2 separate regions of the Homo sapiens genome follow, and region 1 is linked to region 2. A link is an interaction called in ENCODE POLR2A ChIA-PET data of the cell type or tissue named here. Cell type or tissue: A673. All regions are shown on one strand. Each heading gives the region's core, and the rest is flanking DNA. Links, peaks and the distances in the headings are about the cores only. Region 1 overlaps TOX2 (TOX high mobility group box family member 2). Region 2 overlaps TOX2 (TOX high mobility group box family member 2).

Region 1 (11,645 bases), core at 1,146-9,145, 52 kb after region 2:
TGTCATCCCTACAGAAAGTGATGCAAGGGTGGGTCCTCACTGAAGGCTGGGGCCCCAGGGAGGGTCCTCACTGCAGGCGGGGGCCCCAGGGAGAGTCCTTACTGCAGGCCGGAACCCCAGGGAGGGTCCTCATGGCAGAATGTGATACCAGGAAGTATTCTCATTACAGGCATGGCATCGTGGAGGATGGTTCCCTAAGGCAGTGGTGCTTGCTGGGTGGGACCAGCTCGGGACACTGATTGGAGAGCCAAGGAGGGTTATAGCTGCTGAGAAACTTGGGAAGCTGGAGGGCAACCCCGGCCCTGGAGCTGACCTCTACCCTCTGTCTCTGCCATTGTGGGGGCTATGGCAGTCCAAGTTGGGTGGCCCCTCAGCCATCAGGCTGGGCACATATTTTCCAGATGGGGCAATAGAAGCCTATTAATTCACAAATATTTATGTCCCTATTCTGTGACAGGTCCCATGGAGGCCATAGATGAGTAAGACATGGGCCTGTGGCCCTAGGGGGCACTACTAGTGAGGAAGATACTGTAGTCTCAGTGGGGCATGGAAGCTCTGCTGCAGGGTGCTGCGCCCCCTCCCCTGCCGCTGCAGGATCGCTCATGCCGGGGCCACCATACCATGCCCCTCTCTGGCCTGTCCCTGTGTGAGCATAATGCTGCTGCTGCAAAGCTGCCTTTATATTGCATTGACATGCGCCAACATGCAAGACTGGTGGGCAAGACTCCAGGCCTTGGAAGTGGTTATTTTGGAAGAGTACACTGATGTCATTTAATTGTACATAATCAACTGAAGTCTCATCTCAGCAGACCAGAGTTAGCCCTGACATCTCATCTGAGCCTTTTCACAATGTTTAAATAGTATTTTTGTTAACATATTGAGCCCTGGTTTTCAGAACTATATTATGGTGAATTCTGTTCTGGAACCTACTGGAAAGCATTGGCAATGTCCTTCCACCAAGAAGGAAAAGTGGGACTCAGTGGGGCTCTGTGTCTGCTCTAGGCCTCGGCAGAGGAGAGCACAGTCGTTTGGAGAGGAGACTTGGTACAAATAAATGTCACCCTCCCCAAACCATTAACAGTCATATCCTCAACAATTCCCCCAACACTTTGCAGCTTGCAAAGCCTTTTTCTCAATGGTTATTTCAGCTAATCTTCACAACAGCCTCGAGAATGAGTAGACGTTATTGTTCAGTCAATTTTATAGATGATGCAACTGAAGATCAAGGATGTTGGCTGATTCAATCAAGGTGACTCAGCCAGGGAGCACTAGAGCTGGCATTCAAACTTGTGAAGCTCAGACTCGGAGCTCCACAAGCCTCCCTTGCCTTGTCCACTGACTTGCCTCAGCCTAAATGTCACTTCTGCAGAGAGCTCTTTGTGACTGCCAAACCCACGTTAGGTCCCCTTTCCATGATTCTCATTAAAATGGCACCAGGTCTTTTTAATTCATAGTGACAAAAATTCATAATTTTTGTCACAGTGGTCATCTACTTACCTTGTGATGACTTAGTTAATGCCTGATTTCCACCCTAAACTGTGACCACCATGGGGAAAGGATCTGGTCTCTCTGGTCCAATGCTGTGTATCCCAGTGGGGCATAGTGTCTGGAACACCGAGAGCACTCAGAAAATATTTGTGTAATGAGTGATGGTAGCCCCTGCTCTTCTCTGAACTTCAATGTCCCTAACAGTGGAACAAGGTGGTTGGACTTCCTGAGGGTCCTTCTAAATCTTTTATGCTGTGACCCAGAGGGTCTCCCTAACTTAGGACTTTATGAAGAAGATATCAAAATTCTCTGAGATTAATTAAGTCTAGCCAGTGGCATGAGCCAATCTTAATGTGAACAAATTTTGCAATTGCAGTTAGATTTCTTATAGTGTATCCGTTAGTTTTTCCTGCATAACAAACACCTCAAAACTTAGTGGCTTAAAACAACAAATGTTTATCTGGTTAATGATTTTGTGGGTCAGCAGTTTAACTGAGTTCAGTTGGGTGGTTCTTCTGGCCTTGCTTAGGATCACTTTAGCAGCAGCAATACATTGCCAGATCAGCAGTGGGCTGGTTGGTATGGGAGGCTCACCTGTGTTCCACATGGTCTCTCAGCTTCCAGCAGGCTAGCTCCAGGTTGTTCACATGGTAGGAGAAGGGTTCCCAGAGCAGCAAGAGCAGAAATTGCAAGATTTCTTGAGGTCCAGGCTTGAAATAAACACACATCTACTTCCAACACATTCTATTGGTCAAAGCCAGTCACAGGACCAGCCTAGATCAAGGAATGGAGAAATAGCCTCTACCTCTTGATGGGAAAGGCTGCAAAATATTGTGGCCTTTTTACAAACTACCACATGTAGGAAACATATGGGATATGATTCATGATGATTTTGTTGAAAAATAACTTAGACTTTTCTGGTACCTATAGCTCCTTGCAGCTCAGTGGGACCCTACTAGCTTCTAGACTTGAATGATGAAAGTTCTATATATTTCCTTCCTCTTTTCCCTGGAGTGCTTCTTGAACTCACAACGCGAGCGCGCGCGCACACACACACACACACACACATACACACATACACGTGAACACCCTCTCACAATGTGTTGTCTCATCAACTGCAAGAATTGTATTGTCCAAATTACTGGATTAAGGATTGACATCAACATTTGGGTAAAATGAAGCCCTCACAGCCACTAGAGGATTCAGAGGATAAACACTCTAAATGGCTTAAAATATGTTTTATAAATACAGTTAAATACAAGGTTCACCCAATCAGCAAATGTTTATTGGACACCTGTTATATGCAAGGCTGTGAATATCAGTGGGAAGCCATTTCTGGAAAACATTTGCTTCCAGAACATCCAATCAATATATGTATATATTTTTGAGATGGAGTCTCACTGTCACCCAGGCTGGAGTGCAGTAGCTTGATCTCGGCTCACTGCAACCTCCACCTCCTGGGTTCAAGTGATTCTCCAGCCTCAGCCTCCCGAGTAGCTGGGATTACAGGTGCCTGCCACCACACCCAGCTGATTTGTGTGTGTGTGTATTTTTAGTTGAGACAGGGTTTCACCATGTTGGCCAGGCTGGTCTTGAACTCCTGACCTTAAGTGATCCGCCCACCTCGGCCTCCCAAAGTGGTGGGATTACAGGCGTGAGTCACTATGTCTGGCCCAGAACATTCAAATCGTATTACAAATTTGTTCTTTAATGTAACACTTCTCCTGAGATGCCATCTTCTTTACTTAGAAACCGCAGCTGAGACAGAGGTTCCCCTAGGGTATGTATTAGCTGACTGTGTCCCTTTTTGAAAACTTTCACCGCCGCTCTACGGGCTTGAAGTGTTTTTTTTTGCAAATACATTCTCCATTGTTTGGTTTTTGCAAGACTCCACATAAATTTTCCCATAGCTGCTTTAGCTTCTACAAATGATCACACTCCCTCTCCCTCCTTGGACCTTGGGTTACTTTTGTACCAGACTTGCCGGGGTGGCCTGAGAATGAGATATAATTCTCAGATAGGGCTGTGTCCCCATCAGCAGCTCCAGGGGGGTAGAGGACCTGGTAGAGGTCAGTTCTTTCCTGTTGAGAGCAGACTCTGTCCAGGAGTTACAGAAATGGATATTTCCTGATGATGTGACCCAGAAAGAGTCTCCTCCTTCCTGGGACGAGGTGAGGAGGAAAGGGAAGTGGGCTTGGGACTCAGCAGACCTGGATTCAAATTCCAGCTCCTCCATGCCTCAGCATGGGCCAGATTTCCTTATGCAAGTGATAGCAGCTTCCTATCAAATGGGAGGAGTAGCAGCGTCTGCCTCCTAGAGTGTCATGAGAAGTAAATGAGGTGTGTGTGTATTGTGGATTCTGTTGCTGCCTCACCAGAGTCCTGCTCATCATTCAGCTGCTGTGAGTGTTGGCTGCTAACTATTCACAGCTACTCTTTCTTTGGAAAATTGGAACTGTGAACCCAGGAGAGGATAGAAGGGGAGGTCTAGAAACCGATATCCTTATCTCAAGGAGTGACCAACTCTGCAACTCCTCATGGGCTCCAGCTAATCCAGCCAGACTCCAGCCACCAAGGCCAAATCTTTACTCAGCTCCTCCCCTGTCATGTCCTGCCTCCCTCCCGCCCTTCTTCTAAGAGCCCTCTTCAAGTCACTTTCACAGGCATCCCCATCTCAGGCTGTACTTCAGAGGAAGCTAAACTAAGAGTATGTAAAGAACCAGAGTCAGAAAAACTAGCTATGACTTATTATTTTTTACCATATATAATGCTTTGGTCACACAAGAGCTTCTGTTCACCTCTTGCGCTCATTTACAACTTGGTGTTTTTGTATGCATTGTTTCCTCTGATGGGAATCCCCTAGTGTTTTTCAACCAACAAATGCCTATTTGTTCCTTCAGGGGCACTGCAAATGTCACCTCCTCATCACAGCCTTCCTGGCTGTGTGTAGAGTTTTCCACTCTCTTAGCTCTAAATACCACTTCTGCTAAAGAGCTCACATTTTTTACAGGAATTATTGAAAGAACTTGTGTGTGTGTGTGTGTGTGTGTGTGTGTGTGTGTATTAGAGTCAGACTGAATGACATGAATGACATCAGATTTGCAGTCTTAAAAGCTCTCAATGACAAGAATGAATACAGGGAGACCAAGTTGAGAGGGTTGGTAATAGGCCAAGTAAAGGATCAAGATCTAGATTGTGGCAGAGGGGATGGAAAGAAGTAGATGCATTGGAGATAAAGTTAGTGGGTCTTGACAGTGATGGACATAGAGGGAGAGAGAAACGGAGGGGTAAAGGATGACTCCTAGGCTTCTACCATGAGCCCATTTTCAGGCATGGTGGTACCATTTTCTGAGTTGGGGAAACCCTGGGGATTTGCAGGTTTGATGATGCCAGACTTGGATGTGTTATATTTGAGATGCTCATCCACATGGAGATGTTCAAGTAGATAGATGATGGTACAAATCTTGAGCTCATAAGAGAAGTAAATTTGGAAATCTTCAGCCCATGATATCAAAACCTTGGGAGTGAAGGAGATTTATGGAGAGAGGGAAGAACGAGAAGAGCAGAGGACCAATGACTCTGAGATGTTGAGCTCCAACATTTGAAGGCAAAGTAGAGGAGGAGAAGACTGTGAAATAGATTAAGAAGGAGTGGTTTGAGAAGTAGGAGGAGAACTTGGAGTCTTAGAAACCACGGGCAGAGTAATTCAAGAAGAGAGGGGATCTAGGTGAAAAGGATGTTGGATCCACAGTTCCTTAAAATTTATCAAAGGATAAATAAAATCCTTTGATAATGGGATCACATCAAGTTAAAACACTTCTGTACAGCAAAGGAAACAATCAACAAAGTGAAGAGACAGCCCACAGAATGGGAGAAAGTATTTGCAAACTACCTGATGAGATTAGTAATCAGGATATATAAGGAGCTCAAATGACTCTATAGGAAAAAAAATCTCGTAATCCAATTAAAAAATGGGCCAAAGATTTGAATAGACATTTCTTAAAAGAAGACCTGCAATGGCAAAGAGGCATATGAAAAGTTGCTCAATATCACTGACAATCAGAGAAATGCAAATCAAAACTACAATGAAATGTGATCTCACCCAGTTAAAATGGCTTATATTCAAAAGACAGGCAATAACGAATGCTGGTGAGGATATGGAGAAAAGGGAACCCTCGTACACTGTTGGTGGGAATGTAAAATAGTATAACTACTGTGGAGAACAGTTTGGAGGTTCCTCAAAAAACTAAAAATAGAGCTACCATATGATCCAGCAATCCAACTGCTGGGTATATACCCCAAAGAAAGGAAATCAGTATATTGAAGATATCGGCACTTCCATGTTTGTTGCAGCACTGTTCACAAAGCTAAAACTTGGAAGAAACCTAAGTGTCCATCAACAGATGAATGGGTAAAGAGAATGTGGTATTTATACACAATGGAGTATTATTCAGCCATACAAAGAGAATGAGATCCATTTGCAACAACATGGATGGAACTAGAGATCATCATGTTAAGTGAAATAAGCCAGGCACAGAAAGATAAACATTGCATGTTCTCACTTATCTGTGGGGTCTAAAAATCAAGACAATGAACCCATGGAGATAGGGAGTAGAAGGATGGTTACCAGAGGCTGGGAAGGGTAGTGGGGCAGAGGGGGGACATGGGGATGATTAATGTGTACAAAATAGAATGAATAAGATTTAATGTTTGATAGTACAACAAAGTATAGTCAATAATTGCGTATTTTAAAATAACTGAAAGAGTATAATTGGGTTGTTTGTGACACAAGGATAAATGCTTAAGGGAATGGATAACCCATTCTCCATGATGTAATTATTACTTATTGCATGCCTGTATCAAAATGTCTCATGTACTCTATAAATATGTACACCTATGTACACACAAAAATTAAAAATAAAAAATGATTTGATAAATGTTAAATCAAACATTTAAACATACTCAAGGGAACCATAAAGGCACCAGCAAAACAAACCTTAAGGTATACTTTACAAGTTTGGTGTGGGGAAGGCATTTCTACTATTTAAAGCCTCAGAAGAAAAGACTTAAAATTGGACCATAAATTAACATAAAACTAAATTAATATAAATATAAAAATTAACATAAAATCAACATATGACTTTTGTATGGCCAAACCAGCATAAGTAAAGTCAGTAGACAAAAGTTGGGCAAGAATATTTTCAACTTACACCATAGTTGAAGAACTAATCACCCTTATACATGAAGACTTGCTAGAGATCAGTTCAAAACCCTGGTAGAAAAAAAGGAAGGAGATATGAACCAATAGTTTACAGAAAAAGAAATACAAGTGGCTCTTAAGTATGTGAAAAGTGCTAAGAATCATTCATAAATCATAAGACAGCCATTTTTTACCAATTGGATTGACCAAAATCCAAAGGTTTGATAACACACTCGGTTGGAGTTCTTATGGGGAAACAGGTACTTTATACATTTCTGTGGGCAGGGTAAATGGACAACATCTATCAAAATTGCAAATACATTGACCTTTAACCCAGCAATTCGTTTTTTTGGAAATATGCCCTACAGATATATTTGTACATATGAGAAATGACATATTCAAGACTATTCATTTTGATATTGCTTTACTAAAAAAGATGTAAAACAGTACAGTATGCTACCATTTATACAAAAAGGTGATAAGAATGTATATTTCTAAGTGCTTGCATTTGATTAAATAACCTTGGAAGGATACATGGACGCTAGAGTGGCTTTGCGCGTTGTACATGCATGTACCTCTGTGTGTGTGTGCGTGGTATGGGAACTGTGCAGGTGCTGGGCAGGGATAGAAAAAGACTTTTCACCGTATCTTTTTATGTTTAGGGAGTTTTAAACCATGGGAATTTATTATAACTTTAGAAAGTTAAATAAAATGTAAGAAGAAGGAGAGAGTCAGTTAGCTCAAACACTTCTGAGGGATTGGGTGAGATGAAAGTTGAAATGTGTCCAGTCATCTTAGCGAAAAGGAAGTGACTCTGGGCTTCAGTATAAGCAGTTTTGATGTGCAGGGTCATTGTTCTGGTCCCATGGGCAGATTGAGAAGCGTGAGGTGAGGACATGTAAACAGTAAATATAGACAACTTGTGTGAGAAATTTAGCTGTGCAGGACAAGGGCCAGGGCCGAGCTCAATGAGATGAAGATTCCATAGAAGGGATTTTCTTTTTTTTTTTTTTTTAAAGAAAAGTCTTTAGAATATTTAGTCATCAATGGAAAGTGTCAGGAGAGAGGGTGAAGCTCTGGGTTTAGGAGGGGGAAAGGCTAAGGGATGCTTTCAGATTTCAGAGAAAGTGGGAGGGTCTGGATCCTGCTCAGAGGTGGTGGCTCTGGCCTTAGCTGGGAGTGCTGGGTGTGGAGGACAGCAGAGAAAAGGAGTGTGGCTTTGTAGATGGGTTGGCTGGGAGCAGAGGGTGTCTGCACCTGAAGGTGTCAGTCTTCTCAGAGAGTTGGTGGGCCAAGAGCCAGGGGACTGCGGGTGAGAGGTGGTGGGGAGGTCTGGGGTATTTGCTGTGGGGCATGGGAGAATGAGCTCCCGGTGCTTGTGCTGTGGGGCAGACAGGTGGGTTAATCCAGGGCAAGAGATCTGCCAGGCAGTTGCACCAGAAGGACACAACAGCTTTTTTTTACTCAAAAGAGACTAATGTAAAGGATCAGGGAATCTAAGCTGCTTTTAGAGAGAAGACGGGTCCCAGGGCCTGGGGTCCAGTGCAGCTAAAGAGCTAGTGGGGAGCAGCTGGATGGCAAGGACACCTTATTCAGAGTGGGACGCTGGCTGGTGATTTTGGAAGTGAGCAGGCCATGGCATTGGCAGGGGCCTGGTATGCCTGGGGAGCAGGGAGCTGCATGGGGGAGAAGCTCCTGGGAGGTGAGGAGCCCACTGCCCAGCACAGCATGGTGGCTGAGCTGAAGGGCCCTGGAAGGATGCCGGGGTAGGGTGGATGGGAAGGTGGGACCCAGAACTGAAGGCTGGAAGAATGAGGGGCTGGATGCTGATGGGGCTGGGTGTGATGGGATTTATAGGGACAATCAGCAGGGGTCTGAATGGATGGGGCAGTGGAGAGGGAGAAGGATGTCAGTTCCTCTGAAATTCCTGTTGAGGCAGGAGGCAAGCAGAAGGCGTGTTCTAAGGCAAGGCTGGGAAATAGGGTACTTTGTTCCTAGAGTGAGAATCCCAGTGGCTCCAGAGCTGTTTGCAAGGGGAATGACACTGCACAATTGAACATAAAGATTCTGGGGACTTACACATGAGGTGCTCCCTGGGGAGCTCTCAGGTCTCTGGGGTGCGGTGTGTGCCACCAAATGTGAACCTGCTGGCTGTGAGCCTCACAGGGCATGCGCAGCACCCAGTGTGGCCCCTGGCCCCACTGCCCCTGTAGCATCCCTTCCCGATGCTCCAGCAGAACGTGTGCTGGAGTACAGCCATCATGTCATACAGGCCAACATCCTCATGCTACAGAATGAGGCTTCTCAGTGCCTCACACCACACCTGGCATGCAACAGACACACAAGAACTTGGAGTTCGTGATTCTTGCTCTTGGTTCCAGCACCACCATCATGTTTGTGCAGCAACCTTCCTTCACAGATCCCCAAGTTTGCCTGGTCTGTTTCTCTCACCACTTGGATCAAGCATCTCCCCACTAGGGTGGGGAGATGGTACCATCAGGAGGCCAGAAGACAAGGTGCTGTTCAGCTTCTAGAGGAGAACTCAGACCTGCCGCTCCCTGAGCACTGAGGTCCTTGCGGCCTCAAAGTCACAGCCTCCTTCCAGCAGGGGGCAGTGTCAGATGCCCAGAATGGGAAAAAGAGCCAGGAGCTCTGAGTTCGAGGCTCCGCCCTGCTCTTAGGCCTTCACCTGTGCTGGTATCACTCTGAACCTGTTTCCTCATGTGAATAATGAGGGTAGATGGTCTGTTTTTTCCAGCACTAAATGATGATACCGATGATCAATAACATTTGCCCTGCACCTCCTTAGGCTCAGGCTCAGGGGCTAAATGTTTTCCATGGGTGGTCTCATTTCATCCTCACATTAACTGTGTAGGTGGGCACTATTGCTGTCCCATTTTACAGAGGAGGAAACTGCAGCACAGAGAGGCAGAGGAGGGTGAGGCTCTTCGAAACAAATAAAAACCCTCCCCAGTAAATGTATTGGAGGCAGGCGACCCTCCTGCTGCTGTTGAAATCTAAGATTTCTGTCTTAGTAATTCTGGCCTCTGAGTCTGTGTACACTGTAAAGGGCAAAGATGACAAGGCTTTTATTGCTTTAATTAAAACCTGGGTGAAGAGCTCGCGATTCATATTAAAATGAAATTGTGTTTCACCCGCTGTGGTGCGGAGAAGGTAACAGCGGTGATTACTGCTAAGATTACAAACAATCAAAGAGAAAAGGCCTTTTGCAAGCATTTCCTATTAAAGCCACAAACATCACACTTTAAAAATAATTATGGTTGTGTTATCAGAACATGATTCATGAGTTCTGAATAAATACCAGAGGCCTTAAAGGAAACTGTTTCAAGACCATAGATTTTGTTCAAATCTGATGAAATTTAATATCACTTCACAGTTGGAGAATAAAATACAAGGAGGGGGAAAAAGCCCATCCTGTGTATATGGAGAGAATTGAGTATATATGTCAGATTGAACTAATGAGCTCTTCCCCATCAACCCTAAACACATACTCAGAAAAAATGGCCTAGCTTCTCTTATTTTCACTGAGAGAAAACTGCCGAGGAGGAGTGAGTACTTATATCTCACCAATCTTAATTTTACATCCCAATGGCCAAAAATATATTTATTTTAAAGCTCTTGATTCCTGCCTATGAGACGTTTAAATATTTGAGGGCGCAGGCATGGAGACATTGGGGAATGGATGGGGGGAGGACTTTGGTCTGCATTTATGGTGCCTCCCCTGTCATAAAGATATTTTTCATACAATGCAGTGAATGTTTATGGCATATAGTTTTGTTTCCTTCCAACTATTATGAGAGAAATTGAATCCCAGGAAATGTTCACTCTCTCTAAATGGGATGGAAACAATGATGATGATGTGGGAAGTGCAGGGGCCTGGGGGAGGGGATAGCAGTGGGGTGGACACGTGATTTCAAGGATTTTCTTAAAAACAGCACCCTTCCCCCTCCCAGCCACCTCCCAGCCACCTCGAACTTAGCATCCCCTGTAGGACCTGAGTTTTTACTGGGGAGGGTCAGAGAATGAAGATTTTATACATTGTTCATTGCTGTGTGTGAGCTCACTGGTGACCAAGAAGTGGAAATGAAGCCAGACGTGGGGACTTTCTCAGAATGGGACTGGGTTCTTATCTTCTGGAGGGTCAGGATCCTGGTTCCGGCCCCTCCTCAGCCTCTCTCCCTGTGTCCCCTCAGACTGGTCATTTGTCCTCTCTGGGCTCTGGTTTTTGCATCTGTGAATGGGGATTGGATGAATATCTCTGAGGGACCTTCCGGGTTGACTTACAGCCAAGGGCTCAGCCCCCTTCACCCACTGCCTGAGCGCCCAGGAGGGACAATGGTCTGTCCCAGAGGTCTTCCCCACCTGGCTGAGTCACACCAATGCTGAGAGGGCCCCGCAATGAGGCTGGAAGCTGTGTGTCACATTTCAGCCCACCAGGCATGATGATAAGGAGCTGGGTTATAAAGGTAATGACATGAGAAGGCAGAACTGGGCTCAAATGATAATCTTGACACATGTGGCTGGGGAAGCTTGGACAAGTTAACCAAGTTTTCTGAGCTTCAATTTTGTCTTTAGAAGTTCCTCAGAGTGATGCAGAAGTAAATTAAGTGTGTTTATATCCAAAGTGGTTATTCTAGTGCTTGGTACATAGCAATTGGTAGTTAGCCTGAGGTGCTACTAAAATCCCCATTTTATAGATGGAAAACATTATTTTCAGTAAGGTAAAATGGGACAGGTACATACTCAGCCCCAAGTAGAGGCCCGGAAGCCCTGGGGTCAGGCCAGTGATGCAGGCCTTCGAAGATGCATCTGCTTGCGAGGTAGCAGGGTCTGTGCCAACAGCCACCCGGTGGCGCCGAGCTCATAGTTGGGAGGGTGCTTAGAGCAGAGTGAGGAGCTGGGGCGCATGGCTTTAAGAGGAGTGTGTGTCCAGCTG
Region 2 (11,645 bases), core at 1,533-9,532:
AGGATGCTCCACAGCTGCCCCGCCATGTTCTTCTTCTTCTTCTTTTTTTTTTTCTAGAGACACAGTCTTGCTCTCTTGCCCAGGATGGAGTGCAGTGGTACAATCATAGCTCAGTGTAGCCTCAAACTCCTGGGCTCAAATGATCCTTCTGCTTTGGCCTCTCGAAGCGCTGGGACTGCAGGCATGAGCCACCACTTCTGGCCCTGGGCTGCTGGCAGTCCCAACGCTGGATGCTTCCATGTCTTGATCCCTAGACCTGATTTTCCTGAGCCTCTGGGTTGAAGGAGCCTCTTATTGGAGTGTCCAGGATTATGAATTGGGAGAGAGTTGCTCATTTCCTCCACCTTCTGTTACCTTCTTGAATCTGTGCAGCAGAGAAAGTGGGTTTTGGAGGCAGAGAAATTGGTTCAAATCACAGCTGCCCAGTCCACTGGCTTGGGCAGGTGACCTCATGCACATCACTTAGATGTTCAGGTCTCAGTTTTCTTATCTGTACAAGGGGACAGAAATGCCTGCCTTCTATTGTTGCTGCAAAGATCAGATTAAAGTAATAGGTATGGAAATTCTGTCTAATCTAGAATGATGTTTCCCAGCCTCGGCGCTATTGACATTTTGGACCTAATAACATTGTTGTGGGAGTTGCTGCATGCATTGCGGAATGTTTAGTCCTATCCCTGGCCCCTACCTAGTAGATGCCAAGAGCATCACCCTGCCCCCAGTCGTGACAACAAAAATGTCTCCAGACTTTGCCCCTGGTTGAGAACCAGTGATGTGGGAAGAAAGTTTAGCGCAGGTAAACTAGAAGATGGTGGTGAAGCGAATTGCAGCACCACAGCAGGCACCGTGCTTTCTGGCCAGGGCTTCAGTCCACTGTCTCCCTTCAGTAATCCTGTATCCACAGGGTTGACAGTCATCTTATTTACATGGATTCAAACCTACAGGATGATTTTTCAGCATGGTTTGGGAGCAACAGTAAAAACATATGGTAAGTGATTATTAACCTAATGAGTTGTGGTAAATTGTAATTTTATATCTTAATGAAATGATGTTGTATGACACAGGATAATACATTTTGATCAATTTCCCTGATATTTAAAACTTGCTGCCGTACAGTTGCTAATTCTGGTGCCTGCCAGGATGAGCAACCTGATTGTGGTTTTTCAATATTTAATGGCCTGTTTACTGCTGGGTTTCTCAGATGTTCAACAGGTTTTTATTGAGTGCCTACTGGGTGCTGGGGATTCAGCCCTGTCCTGGAGGCTCAGTAACTCCAGAGGAAAGTTTTATTTACTGGGTGAATGGCTATGTGGATTTGTAATCAATTGGCTTAAAATGCAGAGTAATAATTAAATATAAAATTGGCTGAGCAGTGCCAATGCCGGGAGTGTGGGAAGGTTTCACAATGGCAGTCTTACAGGAATGCCAGGTGGGCTGCCTGGGGGCATGTAGAGTGGTGGGGGGTGTTCCAGGCAGAGGGAGCAGCCATTGTAGGGGTGCTTTGGGGATACTGTCAGCCTAAGGAGGGGAAACCTGCCTGCGTGGGAGTTGGGACACCAGCAGAGATGGTTATGAAGAGCCTTGCACCCCAGCCTGTGGGGCTTTAAGTAGAGGACTGTGCCTGGAACCAGGGGTACGGTGCACAAGTATGGAATGCATCACATTGCTGGATTCTGACCATCCTCAACGACTGTCTCTTGGTCTTCTGCTGATGGGAAAGTCTAATGACTTGCATTTGATTTCCCCCAGTAGCCCATGATAGATACTCTGCTTCTCAAACTTTAGCCCACCAGAATCACCTGGAGCACAGTTAAAACAGACTGCTGTGTTCCACTCCCAGAAGTTCTGACTCAGCAGGCCTGGGGAGGAGCTGAAAGTTAGCACTACTAGCAAGTCGATGGTGCTGATGGTGCCAGTCTGGGATCCACACTTAGAGAACCTCTGGTCTAGACTAGAACGTGGCAGGATTGTCCTGCCTTAACTGAGGACAGTAGAGATGTATTGCTGGCCTGGGGCATGGAGCCCCGGTGTGGACATGGTTAGGTGTCCTTCTCAAGCCCCTTGGTGGGTTGTGGGGAGAGTCTTCTTCACCATGGGGAAAGTCTCACATTGGGTTGCCTGGAAAAGGACTCTGAGATGGAGAGTTGCTCGTGGAAGGTTTATGTGGGGAAGTTCTCTGCGGTGAGGTGGGCGGAAGGGGTGCACCTGCAGGGGACACAGGAGGAAACGTGCTTGGGCCGGGGAGAAGCTGGCCTGGCCTGACCTGTGGTTCTGAAGAACGCCATCCCACAGGGAGCTGTGGCGCTAAGGTGGCTCTTTAGTGTTGCCCCAGATGGAGGTGAGGGGACTGCCCAAGCCTTTGATTTCTGCATCATCTGGTCATTTCAGCATAAGTGAGAGGCCTAAAAATGAACAGCAGGCAGTTCCCTTGGGTGAAGGAGTTCACTGCAGTAGAGGGCAGTCCCATTGAAGGGCGAGCTGCAAGCCCAGCCGCTGATATTCCTGAGGTTGGGGGATGAGCATATGGAAGAGGGCTGGAGAGTACCACTGTGACCATCTCAGGGAGATTTCCCAGGAAATCAAGGGCCAGCATGTGGATGACTTTTAGTGATGGTCACTCACTTGCTCAAGGTTCTTCTTTGTCTCATGAAGTGAGAGAGATGTGTCATCTGCTCTGCGTAGGAAAGGCAGGATAGTTACTTTTTGGGTCCAAGGGAAGACAAATGGTAATTAATGGAGTTTTTAGGGGCTCAAAGATGCTCTTAGATGCTCCAGGGTGGGATTCCAGAGTCCTTGCACTGAGCTGTCACATATCTTCCTGTGTGTTAGGGAGGACTCCAGATGGGTCTCCAAGGAGCTTCTGGGCCATGCTTAAGGAGGTCACCTCTGGGCAAGAGCCAGGGCTTTCTCTTTGGGCTGGAGTCCTGTCTAGTTCAACAAGAGGCCATCTGCCCTGCCCAGCCTCAATGCAGGTCAGTGTTTCTGGCTTTGCCTTTCACCATCACTGAGCTCCCAGGAAGCTCAGAGGCAAAGGAGGGGTCACCTGTAGCCATAACATAGGCTGCTGTGGTGTGGCTACTGTTCATTAACTCACTCCCAACTGCACCTCATTTTTCTACCATTTTCCTCTTTATCTTGAGTCCTGCCACTGTTTTATTTTTTAAAAATTGATTTTGCTCTTTGTAAGACACACAGAAGTATTTTAGAAGAGGAAAGACACAAGTGAAGTCCCTCTCACTCTCTGTCCCTCTCCCTTCTCCACACACAGCCCTGTGTCCCGGGGTGTCCACTGAAAAGGGAGTGGAGGGTGTACTTCCCATCAAACCCTTTCTTCAGTTCCTTACTTTTAATACATTCGTTGTTTTTATTTCTGGAATCATTTTTTTATTTTCCCAGAATTCTGAGTTTCTTGATTGATCTCATATCATCGTGGTCTATTCTTCTTTTATGGATATGTGACTATCTTGAATCTCTTTGAAGATGGTAATTCGATTTTTAAAAAAGTGGTCTTTTGTTTCCTGCATTTAACTCTGTTTTATTGGTGATTCTTCTGTTCACTTTTAGGCCTCTCTTTTATGCTGATATTTTCTACAAATGCCTGGTGATTCTCGGTTGACATTTAAATTTGTAAATGGGAGGGGGGCATCTAGATCTGTTCTGTGGTTGTGAGTTTCCTCAACATGGGTGAAAGCCGTGACTGCGTGGGTGGGCAGGGTGGATGTTGAGTAGAAACGCTCTGTGTGTGGTGTGTGAGTGCAGACTCTATTGCGGTGTGGGATGAGCCTACGAAGTCCTTGGGGGCCTCTTTGTCCCTCGGGTAGGCCAGCAGTTACCCCCAGGGCGCTGGTGCACTTTTTCCAGCCTTGTGCTCACCCGCAGGAGGGAGTCTCCCAGGCAGATTTCTCATTTCAATTAGAGAATTCTTCTGGTTGGCATTAGCCTGGGGGCAAAACCAACAAACAGCTTCTCCCAGGGCTTTGGACGGGCACAGGGGTCCCAGCGCAGGCTTCCTCTCTCTGGGAATGTTCTGGGGTTCAGTTAGGTGTTGGGTGCCGGTTCCTTAGTGCTCACAGGCTTCGCTGTCAGTCTGTTTCTTTGACTTCTTAGTTTCTAGCAGTCTCATAACGTTTCTGATCCCAGCCTTTTCCTATTTTCTTATGTGCCTTAAGTTTTCCTAAGAACTATGCTGGGCACATTTGTCCCCATTTTTTTAGGTGAGAAGACTGAGGTCCAGATGAATCAAGTAACAGAAGGGTGGCAGAGGGGGCTGTTAGGCAGAGCTGGAATTTGGCCCGAGCTTGCTCTGCAGCTGTCAGGGTGCCAGGGGGAGCTCACTTCCTCCTGCTGCAGGGGTGGAAGAGTGTATCACTGGCTCCTTGTCCTAGAGTGCTTTTTACATTACAGCTAATTAAAATGTGCTTATTTCGAAGCTGGGCCTGATTTGCAGGAATGATTTAGAAACTTGTCGGAAATGAATCGACTCAGTAGTAGTATAACCCAGGGTCAATGCCACGCATATATTTTATTGTTTCATCATGCTGTGTTTTGGCTTGAACTGAACTTTATGATGTGGAAGATGGACCCTGGGCCCTTTATGTCTCATTTATTCTGCAAATATTTCCTGTTTACATTATTTAGGAAGGTCTCCCACCCCCACTCCCATGCTTTCTCTGTTCTCTATGTCCACCTGAGATGGAAGTTCATTTTTATGCAAATCCAGATGTTGGATCCAAATGTGACTTTGAGTTTGATGGAAGTGCCTGGGTTCGTATCCTGACACTTATAAGCTGTATGACTTTGGACCTGTCACTTAGCCTCTCTGAGTCGTGGTTTCCTCACATAATCACAATTGCATCTCAGGTTGGTGGTTAGGTCTGTGGGAGAGCAAGTAAGTCTTCCCCTCCCTCATTTCTTCCTCCAGGCACTGTTTAGGTGAACCGAGCCCTCTGTAGAACAGCGAGCATAGACCCTATACTAGGTTTTAGTGCCTTTATACACTGTACAGTCTAAGGAGCTTTTCAGTTCAGGATCGGTGTAGCGCTTGTTCCCATTGGGGCTGTCTCTTTTCTCTCCTGTATCAGTTCCCTTCTTTCTCATTGCAATTCCCACAGGGAGTTTTTAAGGACCAATGAAACATTCAGACTCACAAGATGAACACAGGGGACACTTGGCACCAGTCTCCTCGAAAGATTTGGGACACAGCCTGACACAGCCTGCCAGCAAGGCACGTGAGCTGTTCTCTTCTGCACAAGTAATTCTTGCAACAGTCTCCGCAGTGGTCCACGAAGGTGGCCAGGAGCTATTCTCTTTGCTGCCCCCTCCCTCCCAGGATCTAGTTCAAGTGCAAAGGAATGAGATACACAATGGGTGGCTGTGGAAGCCACCCTGGCTTAGAAGCCTTATTGTCCCAGCTGCCATATCCATTGTAACAATTCCGTAGGCTTAGCTTCAAGGACCCAGGGACATGTCAGGTACAAATTTCTCTGCATCTAGGAAAACCCAAATTATGGCTTCTTTTTCAGATATTTATAACTTATTTATAGTTCCTCCCAGTTCAAATGCAACTTACCAATCAGGGGTCATTTTTACCATAAGCAGAGTTGCCTGGTAACATAGTTAACGTCCCACTTTCCTCAGGTTTCCAGGGGAGTTATGCTCCGCAATTAACAAAGGTGAAATTCTCTTGCAACAAGGAAAAGGGTTTGGTTAACCCTTTCCCCCATATTCATCATCCTACTTTTTTCCCCTGTGGGCTGGTATTTTTGGCATCTCTTTTGGAAGGACGAATGGAGTCCTCAGAAATATATTCCACACTGTGTACATTTTCTGATGATCTATATAACACACACACACACACACACACACACACACACACACACACACACACACACACATCATGAGATATGCTTTGGAGTCATACTGGCCTGGGATCAAATCTTGGCTCTTGGCTTTGCCACCTATGAAGAGTTAATTTCCTTCCTTCCTTCCTTCCTTCCTTCCTTCCTTCCTCCTTCCTTCCTTCCTCCCCTTCCCTTCCCTTCCCCTTCCTTCCTTCCTTTCTTCCTTCCTTCCCTTCCCCTTCCTTCCTTTCTTCCTTCCTTCCTTCTTTCCTTCCATCCTTCCTTCCTTCCCTCCTTCCTTCCCTCCCTCCCTCCCTCTTTCCCTCCCTCCCTCCCTCTATCCCTCCTTCATACAGCCATCCAAGGAGCATGCACTGCCTGCTGTATGCAAGGCTTTGTGGTAGGTGCCAGGCAGGAACAGGTAATTAAGACATGGTCCTTTTCCTTGAGAAGCATGATCTTATTAGAGAGACAGAAATAAACAATTTCAAATGTGTGTGGTAAGCATTATGTTGAAGTAGCACAGGGGAGTGTGGGACCACCAGGCTAGGCTGGGGACAGTCAGAAAAGGCTTCTCAGAGGAAGGGACACTTGCCTGTGCTTGAAGGTGAGTAGAACTTGGCCAAGTGAAGAAGGTAGGGAAAAGCATTCCAGGTAGAAGGAACAACATATGCAAAGGCATAGAAGGTGCTGAGAGTGTCAAGATGTGAGGCTGAAGAAGGGAGCCAGGGGCATTTGGAAAGCTGTTTATTATCTCTGACTTCAGTTTTCTCGTATACAAAATGTGATGAGCAATGCTTACTTGTTTATGAAATTAAATGAGGTAATGATGTATGTTTAAGCACCTGGTGTAGTTAGCTTCAATTCCCTTTCCAAATCTGTCTACAGATGCCTAAGAGCCAGGCTTTGATTTTAAATGAGAGAAGGAATAAAAAGCACTGAAGGGCCTGGCCGCCCACTTGCACAGTGCAGGTTTCCTGCAGCTGCTCTTGTGTTGGTCGCTTTATTGCTGCTTTGGACGGAGCACTAAATGTCTGCATGCCGACCTGGATTACGTCCTTCAGGATCAGCGAAGCACATCATTGTGTTTTCTTAATGGCTCAATGCTAACAGCAAGTCACGGCCTGTCGAGGTGTCCTGTGGGACAATTTTTCATCTGCCTATGGCCATGCTTCTGTCTGACGCTCTGTCAACACGCCCTGTCATTCGCTTCTTTGTCTTGCTTTGCCTTCCACATGCCAGCTGGGGAAACTTCGCTTTCCATGGAGTTTGGAGACATTTACTATCCAGTGACCAAAGGTCAGGATGAGCTGAGGAGCCATGGTGGCCACCATCAATGTCTTTATGATGCGTAAATTGGATCCTGTCTCTTCTCCATACAAAGCTACTCAGTGGGGCCGGGCGTGGTGGCTCACGCCTGTAATCCCAGCACTTTGGGAGGCAGAGGCGGGTGGATCATTCGAGGTCAGGAGTTCAAGACCAGCCTGGCCAACATGGTGAAACCCTGTCTCTACTAAAAATATGAAAAAAAAAAAAAAAAAACAACAACAAAAAAACTGGGCATGGTGGCTCGTGCCTGTAATCTCAACTACTTGGGAGGCTGAGGCAGAAGAATCACTTGAACCCTGGAGGCAGAGGTTGCAGTGAGCTGAGATCATTCCACTGCACTCCAATCTGGCGACAGAGTGAGACCCTGTCTCAAAAACAAACAAACAAACAAACAAACAAAAACAGGGAAAAAAACCCCCACAAAGCTGCTCAATGGCTTTCTGTTGTAGCTTGATGAACTCTTACAAACCTAAATCACATCTTCTTAGGTTTCTGCTTAAAGCCTTCCAGTGCTTTGCCCTGGTGAGTAGATAACATCCAACTCCTTTGGCCCATAAGTCCTCACGTGAGCTTGCCTCTGCCTGCATTTCCAGCCTCTGTTCCAGGAACCAGGCTTCATGCTGGGGACATGGTGATGAGCAAAGTCAGAGTCAGTCCCCCTCAGTGACTCCATTCCAGTCACCTGGCCTTCTTGCTATTTCTCAGATCCCCCCACCCTGTTCTTTTGCGCTTGAGGGGCTTTGCACATGCTGTTCCCTTTGCCTGGAATGTTCTTGCCCTCATTCTTTACATGGCTGGCTCCTGCCCAGCCTCTGACCTCAGCTTCATCCTCGTCTTCCCAGAGTCTGACCTGCTCATCTGTGCAGTTGTCTTTCTTTTTGTCTACCATAGCCTCTGAGTATTTTTATTTTTTAATTTTTTATTTGTTTCTTTATTTTTTTGAGATGGAGTCTCGCTCTGTTGCCCAGGTTGGAGTGCAGTGGTGCGATCTCAGCTCACTGCAACCTTCACCTCCCAGGTTCAAGTGATTCTCCTACCTCAGCCTCCCGAGTAGCTGGGATTACAGGAACACACCACCATGCCCGGCTACTTTTTGTATTTTTAGTAGAGACGGGGTTTCACCATGTTGGCCAGGATGGTCTCAATCTCCTGACATCATGATCCACCCGCCTCGGCCTCCCGAAGCGCTGGGATTACAGACGTGAGCCAATGCGCCCAGCTGCTTCTGAGTATTTTTCTTCGTGGCATCATATATCTGTGAAATTACTTGGTTGCTCCCCCTTCAGGATAATAAACTTTAAGAAGCAATAGGCTCATGCTTATTTTGTTTACCATTGCATCCCCATGGTGTCTGACCTATAGTAGGTGCTCAGTAAAAAGTTGTTGAAAGATTGAATGAATGAATGAGGCAGGTTATATTTTTCAGAGATGACCACCGTAACATAGCCCAGGCTGTGTTTCTAAGAATAATCCACTCACCCTCTCTGGGCCTCACTTACCCTGTTTATATGTTGTTGCCAGGAGGATTAAACACATATATGTGAGGGACACAGTGTTTGGGGCCTGCAAGTGTTAATCCATGTGAATTCTATAATTCTCCTTGTAGAAACATGCCAGGCCCATCTCTAGCTGAGTCCAAGGAGGAAAGTTGAGATATGACTCAAGAGGGATGATGTTTGAAATCCTTGTCCTCATGGCTTTTAATCAATGCTTGACCCTTTGGGGCAAGGCTGGCAGATGCAGCCCCTGTTTTGTCCCCTTCCCATCTCCCTGGGAATGATGACCTTGCCTTTGTCAGGAGGGAGGCGTCACTCCCAGTTGCTTGGGCTGGGGTATCTGGGGCACAGTTGGCCTGGCCTTCGGAGATAATAAAATCTCTCTCCAGCCCATGGGAATGTTTCTGTTGAGCAAGCAGGACTTTTTGGTGGCTTCTCTCCTGAAGTTATCACTCTTCTTTTTTAAAAAAATTAAACTGTAAATTATGAACACTATGTTACCTGCCAAAAAGTTTAGGAAATGAGGGAAATCACCTGCTATGATCCCACGGTGCAGATTCAAGGGCAGTGTTTGACACTTTGCCTTCTTAATACTCAAGGCTTGCAAACTGCACTGCCCTACCATGGTTTTCTGGAAGCCCCTTACCCATCGCTTTCTTTCTACCTATTCCTGATGTTTATTGTTTATGTCCTTCTCTCCTCCCTCCTCTATCCCCTTCACTAGAATGTCGGCTTTGGAAGTGTGGGGAATCTCTGTCGTTTGCTCATGGGTGGAGCCTTCAGAGCGACTCTGACTGCCAGGCCTCTGGTTTTAGTGTTTCCCACCCACCAGGCAAACTCCTACACATACATCTTTTATGTTTTTTTTCTTTAAAAGACAGAGGCTTGCTCTATTGCCCAGGCTGGAGTGTAGTGGTACAAACATGGCTTACTGCAGCCTCGACCTCCTGGGCTCAAGCGATCCTCCTGCCTCAGCCTCCTGAGTAGCTGCGACTTCAGGCACAGGCCACCACACCTGATAATTTTTAAATTTTTTGACAAGGGGTCTCACCATGTTGCCCAGGCTGGTCTCCAACTCCTGGGCTCAAGCGATCCTCCCACCTCGGCCTCCCAAGTAGCTGGGACTACAGGCATGTGCCACCACGCCTCGCTAAACATACACGTCTGTTAAATTTCTGCTCAAGCGCCACCCCCTCCTGGAGGCTTTCACTGCTATCCTCCCCTGTGCTCCTGCCCTTCCCATCTGGCATCTCTGACACTGTGGGCTCCCTGGGGCTGGGCTGCCCAATGTCCATAGGAGACATGGGCTTCAGAGGCCATGTCTGGGTGCTTGGACGTTGACTTAAGAGCAGTGGGAGTCCTGGAGGTGTGCTGCGTTTTAGAAGAATCTTTGCAGTTGTTCTGTGGGGGAAAATACTGGACGGGGCAAGAGTGGAGGCAGGAGAATAGTTGGGAGGTGGTGCCTGTGGCTCAGGGGAGAATTGATGATGGCTTGTGGCCATGCTATCCAGTAAGGTAGCCAGTAGCCGTGTGTGGCTCTTTTCATTGAAAATACAGGAAAATAAAACAAAATTTAGTTCATTCACACTAGCCATATTTCGAGTACTCGCTAGCCACATGTGGGTATTTTAGCCCCTATTGGGCAGCGCAGATACAGACATTTCCATCCCTGCAGAAAGTTCTGTTGGTCCACTCTGGCTTGGACTGTGGTGGTGGAGTGGAAATGAAGAGAAGTAAGGGCGTGGGAGGTAACAGGAGGGAAGATGTATGCAGTTTGGGGATGAGTTGGATCTGGGGTATGGTGGAGAGTGGGGTATCAAAGAAGACTCAGGAAGTAAAATTTCTGGGTCAAAAAAGAGTGAGCATTTTTATGGCTCCTGATTTCTGCTGACCTGTCATTTTCCAAAAGGGTCATCACCACTCACCAGAAGCATGAGAAAGTGCCCATTTTATCCTGCCCTCCTGGCACAGCTTATTACCTTCGGAACACCCTTCCATTGTGTATATCTCTTGCCAAATCTGCCTTCATTTAGGGTCTAGCATGTGGACCCTGAGGTCTTTGTGATCTCAGGGACTTATATGTATATTAATGCAGATTTCAATAAAAAGAGTTATGTTTGCCATTGTGGTACGGTCTGATGCTGTTTAAATGCCTTCGGTAATATCTTCAATCAGACAGCAAATAGAAAACAGGGAAGTTAGTAATAAAAAATGAATTAGGACGATTAGCAAAAGGTGAACCGCTTCCCTCCTCAGGCGACAGGCAGAGTTGACGGAGCTTTGCAGGGTGCCTCCTGTCCAAACACACGTCTGGATTATTGCAGCCTTTGGGGCTGGCCCTGGGGTCTTCTCTGCACATAGGACTTGGTTATTGCATTTAGTTTTGCAAAGGTCATGGACATCCCCTCGGAGGGGCTTTGAGGGGCTCACACCAGGATTGGGGGCCCGCACCCTGGGTTGGGTGAAGGCAAGGGGTTGGAGAGGGGTTGCTGCCCCCCCCCGCCATTTCTGACTGAGGGCAGGTCAGCGGCTTCTTCCTCTAAGCAGAGACATCAGTGGGCCTTGCTTCCCTCCGTGCATCCTCCAGGGGCCTGGACAAATCTCATCTGCCCCTCTTTCTAACACCTTCCCCGGGGTTGCTTTTGGGGAACATTTCCTGGCTGTCTGGTGGCAGGGGCAAAGTCCCTTCAAGAAGGAAGTAGAGGCAAAGGCTATAATTGACTAACGCAGACCCTGGGGCACCAAAGAGAAACAGAATTCTAGTGACCAAGTAAGTTCACTAGAGTTTAGAGCTCAACAGAAGGGTGAGAAGCTTCTACCTGGGTAAAGTTGGGCATCACACTCACCTGGAGCAAAGGGGACCACGTTGACCCCCACAGGTGGTGAATGTCTCCGTTACCTAGCTCATTTCTGTAGCTGCAATACCATCAGGATTTCAACATGTGAACTTTGGGGGGACCACAGCATTCAGACCATAGCAGAT

Evidence for each region. ChIA-PET counts read pairs that join two places held together with the same protein. Peaks named below come from ENCODE experiments on the same cell type or tissue, not always from the same donor. Only the 100,000 strongest peaks of a DNase experiment are listed, where the experiment ranks them.
Region 1: POLR2A ChIA-PET joins it to region 2 with 12 read pairs; 5 of 35 experiments call an interaction of 5 or more read pairs at or near these places.

What each region holds. Positions count from the first base shown.
Region 1 is chr20:43,974,249-43,985,893 of GRCh38, forward strand. All of the region lies in intron 2 of TOX2 (TOX high mobility group box family member 2), which reads left to right. Among named protein-coding and RNA genes, the nearest start is that of TOX2, 65 kb to the left of the region's middle. In A673, for the core only: no CTCF peak of the experiment used is centred there; a DNase peak (open chromatin) is centred at 5,513; H3K27ac peaks cover 1,469 bases.
Region 2 is chr20:43,921,621-43,933,265 of GRCh38, forward strand. The region is part of intron 1 of TOX2 (TOX high mobility group box family member 2); the gene reads left to right. Among named protein-coding and RNA genes, the nearest start is that of TOX2, 13 kb to the left of the region's middle. In A673, for the core only: a CTCF peak has its summit at 4,292; DNase peaks (open chromatin) are centred at 3,791, 4,431, 5,161, 5,941 and 1 weaker place; H3K4me3 peaks cover 1,859 bases; H3K27ac peaks cover 7,379 bases.